Regions from separate parts of the Mus musculus genome. Here region 1 is linked to region 2. A link is a contact called in ENCODE Hi-C or POLR2A ChIA-PET data. All regions are on one chromosome and are shown on one strand. Each heading gives the region's core, a stretch centred on a gene start or an enhancer-like site at or near the end of the contact. The rest is flanking DNA. Distances are from core to core; before and after follow the strand shown.

Region 1 (5,880 bases), core at 2,886-5,385, 44 kb before region 2:
AACAGAGGCTTCTCGTAAGACGGAAAACAAGCTACAAAAAGACACGGGGGTGATTAATTAATGAATGGGCACAGTTTTACGACTGTGTACATTGAGGGGCTGGAGACATGGCTTAGAGGGTGTACTCTCTTCTACAGCTGAGTCCAGTTCCCAAAGCCCATGTTGGGGGGCTCACAATGGTAAGTCTAGCTCCAGGGAATCGATTATCCTTTTCTGGCCTCCGAGGGTCCCTGAGTTTGAAATTTACCTACACATGCACATTGGTTAAATTAGGTAACTACTGTATATTTTGAACCATATACAATATGGTTTCTAGTGGCACACGGGTCTAGGAAGCTGGGGAGGGTCTATCTGAGTTTTTCTTTCAGTCACAGTTTTTCACATTTATTTACTTTGGGGGGGCATACATGTGAGTCGAGGTCAAGGGACAGTTGGTTCTCTCTCTCTCTGTCATAGGAGACTGAACTCGTATTGTTAGACATGGCAGGAAGTGGTTTTACCCAATGGACCATCCCTTTGATCTTGAAAAACTTTCAAGGTACTTTCCTTTGAAGAATAACTGTTCTTATATGGGTAGGGGAGGATTGGACAGGCCAGAAATGCCAGGCGGGAACATGAGGACTGCCAGGGCTCTATGCATGTTTGCTTTATGGCCTACCTCTGAGCTGTGTTTTCTGTTTTGTGCATTTTCCAGCATGTGAGCAATGCAGAACAATTTTATATACATACCTATTTCCCACAAGCTTGACAGTCAGTTTCTAAATAATATACAATTCCTAGAGAAAAATTTTTAAGATTTATTTATTTTATTTTATTATATATGAGTACACTGTAGCTGTCTTCAGATGCACCAGAAGAGGGCATCAGATCTCATTACAGGTGGTTGTGAGCCACCATGTGGTTGCTGGGATTTGAACTCAGGACCTTCGGAAGAGCAGTCGGTGCTCTTAACCACTGAGCCATCTCTCCAGCCCCCGAAATTTTTTAAAATATTGCTTTTTTGTTTTGTTTTGATTTTTGTTTGTTTGTTCTGTAAGACTCCAGGGAGCCTTAGCTTACCGGGAACCCCCTGAGTGCACCACATGGAGCTGGAATCGATGCAAAAAGCAAGAGGAATTTATTGTTTCAGTGCATATTTATTATATGTAAGTACACTTACACACCAGAAGAGGGTATTAGATCTCATTACAGATGGTTGTGAGTCACCATGTGGTTGCTGGAATTTGAACTCAGGACCTTTGGAAGAGCAACCAGCGCTTTTTTTTTTTTTTTTTTTTTTTTAGACAGGGTTTCTCTGTATGGCTGTCCTGGAACTCACTTTGTAGACCAGGCTGACCTCGAACTCAGAAATCCGCCTGCCTCTGCCTCCCGAGTGCAGGGATTAAAGGCGTGTGCCACCACGCCCAGATAACAATAACCACAGAGCCATCTCTCCAGCCCTCGGCATGTTTTTATATGGTTTCCAGGGACAGAATAGAGCATCAGCAACTAGGCACAATATGATTGGAGGAACAGGGCACCCTTTAAACTGATTGGTCTTTAGGGAATGAGGTGACAAGAACTTCCCTTGTCTGAAGGTGAGCAACGGTCAGTCCTTCGGAATGTGTCCCTCACCCACAGGTAGGTTCCCACCCTGGCTTTGGAGAAATGCTAATTAGCCTCTCCCTTCCGGAGGGGCCATTGTTTCATGACCTTCTCAAAGTTTCTGAGCTGACCTTTTCAGTTCAGTTCAAGACAGGATTTCTTTGTGCAGCCCTGGCTGTCCTGGAATTCATTCTATAGACCAGACTAGCCTCAAACTCAGAGAGTCAACTGCTTCTGCCTCCCATATGCTGTGATCAAAGGCATGCACTATGACTACCTGGCTAAGAATCCACCTCCTAGCCTGGTAGTGGCGGCACATGCCTTTAGTCCCAGCACTTAGGAGGCAGAGGCAGGCATATTTCTGAGTTCGGGCCAGCCTGGTCTACAGTGTGAGTTCCAGAACTGCCAGGGCTACACAGAGAAACCCTGTCTCGAAAAACCAAAAGAAAAATAAAAGAAAAAAAATAAAAAGAATCCTCATCTTCCTCCTCCCCCCCCCCCACTCCTTCTCCTTCTCTGCTTCTGTTGTTTGTTTTGTGGGACACAGGGTTTCTCTGTGTAGCCCTGGCTGTCCTAGAACTAACTCTATAGACCAGGCTGTCCTTGAACTCAGAGATCCACCAGCCTCTGCCTCACAAGTGCTGAGAGTTTTGCATACGCCACCACCACCTAACCAAAGAATATTCTTTTTTTTTTTTTAAGATTTATTTATTATATGTAAGTACACTGTAGCTGTCTTCAGACATTCCAGAAGAGGGCGTCAGACCTTGTTACAGATGGTTGTGAGCCACCATATGGTTGCTGGGATTTGAACTCCGGACCTTTGGAAGAGCAGTTGGGTGCTCTTACCCACTGAGCCATCTCACCAGCCCCCAAAGAATATTCTTAAGTATTCACAAGAACTCAAACTTTTTTTTTTGTTGTTGTTGTTGTTCCAGAACCTCTCAAAACAGTGCCACCAGACAGTAACCAGGTATTCAAAACACATGACCCCGAGAAGACATTTCCCCTTCAAACTACAACACTTGACTTAGAAAAGCTATTAGGTGGGTCCTGCCTTAGCAACTGAGCAAGAGAAAATGGGGAGAGGTGAGGGGTGTTAACGCATGGATCTTACCCAGACTAGAAAAATAAGAATGCTAGTAGCTTCCTCTTGTAGTGCTGCCTCCAGACAGCCATCAGGAGTATTCTGTAATGGCACATGGAAACCATGGCCCAACTCTTCTGCCTGGGCCTTCCAAGATTTCCTTCCTAATTTTTGTTGTGATTCTGTTCTTGCCCTCTGCCCACAGGCCCTCCACTGTTCTTCCAGGCTGAATATTGACTGACTATTTGACAAGAGCCTCCTTCACTACCCTGCCTCCCCTACATGCTCTTCAACAAGATCAAGAATTTTCCCTGGCCAGAGGCAGATCCCACAGTCCTTGGGACTCCTCTCCCTGCTTTCTGCCTCTCAGACACACTGCCTACTTACTGTCATTTTTTTCTGCATATTTCTTAGCTTTGCTAACTTCATCTCTTCTTCCTGGAATGCCTCTCCACTCCCTTTTCCTTCTGGCAAATCCTGCTCAAATTCCAGACTAAACCCACCCCAGAGGATGGGGGTGGGCTCATTTGTCTGTCTTCTGGGTTACAGGCTCTTTTCCTTGCTATGCTATCCTTAGTAGAATGAATATAATGAGTCTTGGTTTTGTTTTGTTTTGAAGATGTGTGTGTGTGTGTGTGTGTGAGAGAGAGAGAGAGAGAGAGAGAGAGAGAGAGAGAGAGAGAGAGAGAGAGAGAGATTGAGCGCAAAAGGATGTCAGATCACCCTGGGCCTAGAGTTGCAGACGGTTTAAACTGTGTGATGGGGGTGATGGGAACCAAACTCAATTCCTCTGCAAAAGCAGTAAGGATTCTTGTTTTGTTTCGTTTCGTTTCGTTTTGTTTTGTTTTGTTTTGTTTTGTTTTGTTTTGTTTTGTTTTGTTTTGTTTTGTTTTTCAAGACAGGGTTTCTCTGTGTAGCCCTGGCTGTCCTGGAACTCACTCTGTAGACCAGGCTGGCCTCGAACTCAGAAATCTGCCTGCCTCTGCCTCCCAAGTGCTGGGATTAAAGGCGTGCGCCACCACACCCGGCTCAGCAGTAAGGATTCTTAAGTGCTGAACAATCTTTCCAGAACCCCAAGTCTGGTTTTGTTTGATTGTTTTCCAAAACAGTTCTCTGTCCTGGAGCTCACTTTCTAGACCAGTCTAACCTTGAATTCACAGAGTTTTGCCTGCTTCTGCCCTTGAGTGTTGAGATTAAAGGTGTGTGCCACCACGCCCAGTTGTTAGGGAGAACTACTGGTTAAACTTGTCAACCAACACTAAAGAAAACAAACTGAAACCCGGAGTCTTTCCAAGTTCCTATTGTCTGTCTGTGTGTTGTCTCATTAAGAGGTGCTGGATAAATATGTCCTCTTTTGACCTTGACTCCAGCAAAATTAAGAAGTAAAATAAAAATCCATTGCTTGGCTCCCCGGCTATGGGCTTTCCTACCTAGACTGTTGTCTGCTGGAACCCAGCCAGTGACATGAGCACTTGGCCTTCTCTGGCCACAGAGCTGCAATTCCTATTGCAGCTCTCTCCCCACTAGCCAGGCTTGGGCCTGACCCACCAATGCTGGTGCTGGTAACGTTAACCATATACACTCTTCCTGCCATGACCCAAGAACAAGGTGAGCACAATAACAGCAAAACATTTCATCCTTGCCAATTGCTGGAGCCTTCTATGGTCACCTTTGGAAATGGCAAGCAGCAGATAGAATTACCTTGGCCCAGTGCAGGCATGTCTGGCGGGACACTTAACTCTCTCCAGACCAAACCGAACTACCTTTACTTCCAAATCATTTCTCACTCCAGACACCTACTCCCACTGCCCCAGACCTTGTCTTTTTGGAGGCTAGTTTTCACCCCTGAATTTCTTTTCCAGGCTGTGATAGAACAGAATCATCTTGGGATAATTTGAGTTTCCAGGGCACCTACACTGACTTGGAGAATAAGGCCCAACATCCTCACTGCTGAGGGTGGCCTAAGATTGAAAACTGAGTCAGCAGGAAAATACTAGGTTCGACAAAACATGATTTTAAAAAAAGGAAGGAAGGAAGAAAAAACAAAAAGCCAAAACAAAACAAACAAACAAAAACTCCCCACTCTTTCTGAGGATACTACATTTGCATCAAAACTACATGAAAGTAACTCAAGAGATAAAGTCTGCCTTATTCGGGGCTTGGTAGCACACACCTTTAATTCCAGCAGAGGCAGAAGGATCTCCTTGCGTTTGAGACCAGCCCAGGCTACACAGAGAGTTCCAGGCAAGCTAGGGCTACATATCAAGCCCTGTATCAAAAAGAAAGAAAGTTTATCTTGCAACAGATAAGTAAACAGAGGCCCAGAAGTGGGGAGACACCTAGCTCAGGACAGTCGGTTAGACAAGAGCTTCACTCTCCACCGGCTTCTTTCTAGCTTCTATTCTAAGACTCAATGACCAATCCAAGAGATACAGGGGTTTGCAACAACAACATTCACCATTTCCCATTCACTCTTTGAAGGGAGTTAGATTTCTGAGTCCATCACCTATTAATTTACACCGTACTTCTGGCCCTCATCAGCTGCCATGAATATTCTGTCTCTTGAACTTGGAACATTTCCATATAAACCATAGTTTTTAAACCTAAAAGGGGCACACAAGGGGACTTTTAAAACACAGATTCCTGTTTTTTGTTTTGTTTTTTTTTGGTCTTTTTCATTCCTGTACATGGAGGTGGGGCTCTAGAATCTCTATTCTTATTAATTCCTTCAGGAATTTTTCTTTGAAGAAAGAGTAAGCCAGCTGACTTTTTCAGACATCTTTTTGTTTATTTGGCTTGTCTCCCCTCTTTCGATCCTCTGAGATAACTTCATATAGCCCAGGCTGACCTCCAGCTCACATGTAGGTCAGACTACCTTCAAATTCTCAAACCTCCTGTCTCAGCCTTCTGAGTTCTGGAATCACAGGCATGTGCCACCACCCCCAGCTTTCTAACCAGGAGACTCTATGCTTCTACAAAAGGTGGAATCCCTCGCTTCTGACTCACTGGTGATTCATCCCTGCGAATTTTACAAAGAAAATGAAAGCAGGGATATAACCAGAAGATGGGTTTTCTATCCAGAGTTAGAGCAAGAAACCAGGCACCCGAAAAGAGTGTGGAGTCATTCAAGGTCACCAGCAGACTGCCTTCATCAGCAGAGCCACCAAGGCTACAAGGTGCTGCTGCTTATTCCAGTAGAATAAGTTGTC
Region 2 (6,061 bases), core at 3,307-5,806:
AACCACAGCCCAACCCAAAGCAATTCTTATGAAGGAAACATTTCATTGAGGCTGGCTTACAGTTTCAGAGGTTTAGTCTATTATTATCATTGTAGGAAATGTGGTGGCACACCAGCAGACATGGTCCTGCAGAAGGAGTTCTACACCTTAATCTGCAGGCAGCAGAAGGAGCCTGTTACTGGGCAGAACACAGTTCCTCCAATAGGGCCACACCCACTCCAACAGGGCCACACCTCTTTTTTCTTTTCATTAATTATTTTACTTTATATCTGATCTAAACTTCCCCTCCCTTTTCTCCTTCCAGCCCCCCACTCTCCTCTCCCCTCCCCATACCCCCTCTTCTCTTCAGAGAAAGGGAGTCCTCCCATGGATTTTAACCTTCCTTGGCATATCATCAAGTTGCAGTAGGACCAGGTGCATCTTCTATTGAGGCTAGACAAGGCAGTTAGGGGAAAAGTACCCGAAGGCAGATGGCTGAGTCAGAGACAGCTCCTGTTCCTGCTGTCAGGGGATCTACATGAAGACCAAGCTGCATGTCTGTTACATATGTGTAGGGGGCATAGGTCTGTCCTGTGCATGCTCTCTGGTTGGTGGTTCAGTCTCTGTGAGCCCCTGTGGGCCCAGGTTAGTTGAGTCTTCAGGTTTTCTTGTGATGTTCATAACCTCTCTGGCTCCTTCAATCCTTCTTCCTCCTCTTCCGTAAGATTCCCTGAGCTCCACCTAATGTTTGGCTGTTGTCCTTTGCATCCGTTTCCATCAGTTGCTGGGTAAAGCCTCTCTGATGATGGCTATGCTAGACTCCTGTCTGCAAGTACAGCAGAGTACTATTAATAGTACCAGGGATGGGCTCTCTTTCATGGCATGAGTCTCAAGCTTGACCAGTCATTGGTTGGTCATTCCCTCAATTTCTGCATCTTTATCCCTGCACATCTTGTAGGCAGGACAAATTCTGTGGCTGGGTTGGTGTACTAACTCCTCCCACTTCTGCCTCCATTGGAAGCCTTGCCAGGTTATAGGAGGGAGTCATTTCAGGTTCCATATTCTCCATTTCTAGGAGTGTTATCTAGGGTCACCCTCATAGATTCCTGGGAGTTTCCATTGTCCTAGGTTTCTATCTCATCCCAGAGATGCCCCCACCCCCCACCACCACCACCATGCCCTGACTGCACTGATTCCGGTTCTCTAGAGGGTTCAAGTCTAGGGAAGACAGAGAGGGAGTGGTGGTGAGAGAGGACCACACCTCTTAATAGTGCCACTCACTCATATAGGCCAAGTATTCAAACTCATTAATTTATGGATGCTATTCCTATTCAAACCATCACAATCACTATAACAAAATAAAGCAGACTGCTTTAAAAAGAAAGGCATGTTTTGGCTCATGGTTCTAGTGATACAAGTCCTAGGAAGGCAGTGCTAGTATTGAAGGCATAGAGCTTCACCTGGCAAGGGACAAGGGTACTAGAATCTGCCAAGAACTGTCCTCTGGGCCAAACAACTGCTCTTTGGGGAGTTCAGCTATACCCCCTTGCCAAAAGTTTATCCCAGTTGTATTGGGTGTTTACCTCCTCACGTAGAGAGGTAGGAAGGGCTGGGAGACCCTCACATGAGTATCCAACACTCTCTACTATCTCTTGTATGCAACTCTTCCTAAATCGCATGTGATCTCAGGGCTGGGCTAGAGTAGAGAGGCTGAGAAAAACATGAGGAGGGAGCTTAATCTACATGGCTCCCATCCTTGCTGGGTAAAGGTTTTCCTGGTGTGACCTGTTGGAGAGGGAAGAGCTCTGAAGCCCCTGTAAGAATCTACTTACTTCTGCTTTATAAGGAAGCCCAATACCCTTCTTTGGTGTATTTAGAGTGAAGTCAGGCAGAAGCCTGTCTTGGTTTGTCAGGGTCTTAGAAGGGAACCTGTAGGTAGACAAGCGTGGCTTCTAGGGACTGACCTATTGTCCTCTGGCTCCTTCAGCAAGCACAAAGCATAAGGAAAGCTCTGAAAAGGGACATGAACCTCGAACTCCCAGATTAAATGATATTCTCATGTGTGACCAATTTATCGATCTTGGCATATTCTACCATCTCACAATGGGGATTAAACTTCAATACATGAAACCTTGGGATCAAACAATATCCTACCCATTGCAATAGACAATGGGGAGGCACCCTGGGGAGGCATCCTGGTGCCCTGTGTGAAATGCAAATGGGTCTCTAAGGGACAGAAGTGTGGGCAGCACCTGAACAGAAAGACAGCAAGGCAGGGCAGTAGGTGGAAGGTGAGGTGTTTTGTCAAATTTGCCTTTCTTTTCTCAGTGAAATAAGCAGCAGGGGTTTTGGCTCAGAGTGTGTTTGGAACCAGGAGGGTGTCTGAGGACAGAAGGTGCAATCTAGTTATTTCAGAGTGTGGGAAAGGAAAGTCCCTGGGGATATGCAAAGGGACAGTGTTGTGAGCCCACTAGAGACCATAAATTTAGAGTGGTAACAGTTGGCCTCGATATTTTAGTCCAGCATGGCAGGTTGGAGAGAAACTGCGTCTTGCCAGGAAGTTCCAGGAACCAGGTGAGGGGTGCATGCATAGAGACTATGATGTCACAGCTAGGTAGGAGGGACGTAAGAACAAGATTGAGCATTGAAAAAGGAGATTGGAGGCCACAACCAAGTTGAAGAATTGTTCTGAAAGAAGTGTTAGTTGGTGTCTTAGTCAGGGTTTCTATTCCTTCACAAAACATCATGACCAAGAAGCCAGTTGGGGAGGAAAGGGTTTATTCAGCTTACACTTCCACATTGCTGTTCATCACCAAAGGAAGTCAGGACTGGAACTCAAGTAGGTCAAGAAGCAGGGGCCTATGCAGAGGCCATAGAGGAATGTTACTTACTGGCTTGCTTCCCCCTGCTTTCTTAGCTTGCTCTCTTATAGAACCCAAGACTACCAGTCCAGGAATGGCACCACCCACAAGGGGCTAGGCCCCTCCCCCTCTGATCACTAATGGAGAAAATGCCTTACAGCTGGATCTCATGGAGGCATTTCCTCAAGGGAGGTTCCTTTCTCTGTGATAACTCCAGCCTGTGTCAAGTTGACACACAAAACCAGCCAGTACGGCTGGGAAGTACGGTGCAAGGCTAAGAGTTCAGAAATGGAGGTAGTTTCTGGTGTTGCAAAGGTCTAGGGTACCCAAATAACAATGGAGTGTTTCAGGGTTGAGAATCTCAGATGGGCAATTTGCCTACCTGAATGCTAACCCCACTAACAGTGTTAACAGCTGGGAGGGAAGGCTGTTAAGTGTGTGGGACTTTCAGAGCATGAAGGTGAGCGAAAGTCAGAAGACTTTCACAAGGCGCCGGGTGGAGCTAGCTTAGCCTGGGGGCAAGGTCTAAAGCTGCAGAGGGAGGGAAAGGAAGAGGCAACTCACAGCGAACAACACTAATGCTAACAGGTGCTAAATTCCACTCCAGAGGCCTCATAAACTTCGTCCTCTCCTTGGGGGGCTAAGAGGCCACCCAGGGTAAAGGATTTATTCAGGGTCCTGGGCTGGGAAGGAAACGAGAAACAACCAGACCTTTTATTTCCCTTTCTCTGTTTCCTAAATGCCAACAGTGTTTTGGATATTTAAAAGGACACTTAAAATGCCCTTGTTGTTTCTGCCTTTGAACGACCAGTGCCGCTCAAGGACAGGGCGGTGGTAACCATGGCAGTGAGCAGAGGGTGGTGAAGAGGTGGTTTTTAAAATGGGGTGAACCTCAGACAGGCGGCAAACAGAGCTGGAACCTCTTGTCTTCCTTGGGGCCCTTTGTTCATTCAGCTTAACTGTAAGGAAAAGCTGAATTCTTCCCTGCAGGGAGGCAAGCTTAAAAAGAGAAGGGTTTGCCTCTCTCGAGGTGTGTCCCTGGGAATAGATTTCGGGGGGTGGGGGAGCACTAGGAAAATTTGGGGCAGCTGGCACAAACAGGGCACAAACAGGACAGTCTGGGATGGCAAAGAAACTAGCTGTCTTGCCTCCTGGGTACAGAGTTCTTAGGACCTGTCAGCTGTCTCGCCACCTCTCCCCAGACAGGTGGCCGCTCATGGGGGTGGCCTAGTATTCCAGCCAAAAAGGCTGCCAGGCCCAGCCTTTGCAGGAAGGTTTGGGGTGGGGGGAAGGGTAGAGGAGACAAGAGAAGGAGAGAGCTGACGCACTGCTGGATTAGGAGCTTTAAGAGCCTTCCCTTCCAGGACGAAGACGCGCCCCAAGCGGTCACAGGGCAGGGCAGGGCAGGGCAGGGTAGAACAGGGCAAACTGGAGGAGGCACATGGGCGCAGGAAAAGTCCCATGACTGCAGTGTTTTGCGGCAGGTTTCCCAGCTGCTGTAGGCAGAAGGGAGGCAGTCCCGGGTGATGGGCGAAGGGAGGGAGAGGGAAGAAGAGGGAAGTAAACAGGAGACCACGGAGAGAGCCAGTTCCCGGTGTTCAGAGAACACCAGCCGCCTCCGGTCCCGGTGGGTGGCTGTATGTGTGGAAATGAAACAGGGAGTGGGAGGGAGAGTGAAGAACAAGCATACACTTTTTTTTTTTTTTTTTTTTTTTGCCTGTCATCCACTCACCTCGTCTTCCCGACCCTGCAGCCCACGTCCCTACTGGGGTAGGGGTGGCAGGAGGTGGGAAGGAGATTGCTCGCCAGGCACCCACCCCTAAGTACAAGCAACTGTCGCTGAATCAGAACTGTCTCAGCCGCCTGTCACCTGCGCTCGCTCGGGAGGGGCACATGGCATCAGACTTGGGACTTGCGACGAGAGGGGGTGGAGGACCCAGCAACGGGCCAGAGCGTGGGGTGTCTCCGGGAACTGGGAAAAGCTGGGAGTGACTATCTCCAAACATCTAGGGGGACATCGGGGAGAATGGGTGGGACTAGGGGCTTAAGGGGACTTGGAAGCAGGGGGAGGGGATGACAGAGGGCGGGAGTGTCCTGCAGTGGGAAGCACCGGGGAACGGCGCCGGGGCTGAGGGGCGGCTGCTGCTGCCGCCAGTGCGCGGGGTTATGCGAGGTAACCGAGAGCCTGGAGGAGGAGGGAGGCGGCGTGGGCCGCGGGCCGGGGTGTCTGGCGCTCGTTGGACAAAGAGATGATGAAACGTGAGCGCTATATTTACCAAGGGGGTGGAGACGGGTGGGAGGGGGGTAAAAAGGACAAACTGTTCCACAACAACCACAGGAAACACAGCCCTTCTGACTCACCCAGAGGGCCGCGCCGACCCCAGCGCAGCCTTAGCCTCGAGGCAGAACCATACTCGGGGGGCGCCAGCACCCGGCCGAACCCTGGTGCTCTGGCTGGGGATGCATAGGCTTATAAATGAAAGGGACACCGGGTCGAAATACTGCTTGAGTGTGTGCATAGCTTTTGTGGGGTAGGGGAGGGCAAGGAACGACATTAATTTTTTTTTTCTTTTTAAGCCGGGTGGCTGGGTCATCGTAGGAAAGATGTGGCTGCAGTCGTGGAAAGCACGATTCCTGCAAAGTCATCTCCACTCGCACAGCCTGGCCGGCCAGCCCGCCCCGCCCAGGGACAGCAACACCAGCCACCCCACCTCTCTTTTCCTCCCCCACCCCCGCGCCTTGCACGCAGGGCCCAGAGTTGGGGTGCGGTATGGACTATGTTTAGAAGCTGATGTCATCGCGACACCCTACTCTGCAGTCTTCCCAGAGGGACCGCAGGGCAGGTTTTCCTGATCTTCGAGGATGTGGGGGTGGAAAGTGGCCTGCCTTCTCAGCACACCTCACACCCATGGTACCTCAGGGATTAAAAAAAAAAGAAAGAAAGAAACATCGCTAGAGTTACGAAACAGGGAGGCGCGCTCACGTGGAGCGTGCGAGCCCAGTGGCTAGCGCCCCAGGGGCCAGCAACCCTCCCTCGTGGCTCCACCTCCACCTCAGGTGTGGGGGGGCTAATGTCAAGGTTAGCTCACGTGGGCGCGGGCGCCCGGAGCTCCTTGCACGAGTTTGGGGCGGATTCCTCGTCCCCCAATCTAGGGCAGTTTGTTCAACTGCAGCAAAGAGAGCTTGATGTTCCAGCAGGGAAGGGATTTCTGAGAACTGGG

What was found. Hi-C counts contacts between places; a loop is a spot of excess contacts on that map. ChIA-PET counts read pairs that join two places held with the same protein, here RNA polymerase II (POLR2A).
Region 1: a map of gastrocnemius shows a loop between it and region 2 (3-fold over the local background). The contact joins the enhancer-like site here to the promoter of 2410080I02Rik in region 2. A Hi-C loop is called at or near these places in 15 of 37 maps with a recorded cell type or tissue (ES-E14, T-helper 17 cell, gastrocnemius and 4 more). POLR2A ChIA-PET finds 5 or more read pairs at or near these places in 5 of 5 experiments (Patski and embryonic stem cell).

What each region holds. Positions count from the first base shown.
Region 1 is chr19:23,086,105-23,091,984 of GRCm38, forward strand. No RefSeq gene overlaps it. Among named protein-coding and RNA genes, the nearest start is that of C330002G04Rik, 13 kb to the left of the region's middle. Within about 2 kb of position 4,136, at least 1 of the 3 ENCODE cell types and tissues checked has a DNase peak (open chromatin) inside an H3K27ac peak, as active enhancers do; it is gastrocnemius, where a contact is called at or near this core.
Region 2 is chr19:23,129,942-23,136,002 of GRCm38, forward strand. It overlaps 2410080I02Rik (a long non-coding RNA gene), which reads left to right and starts at 4,557. Exons shown (of 2, transcript XR_386610.3): 1 at 4,557-5,013; 2 at 5,418-6,061.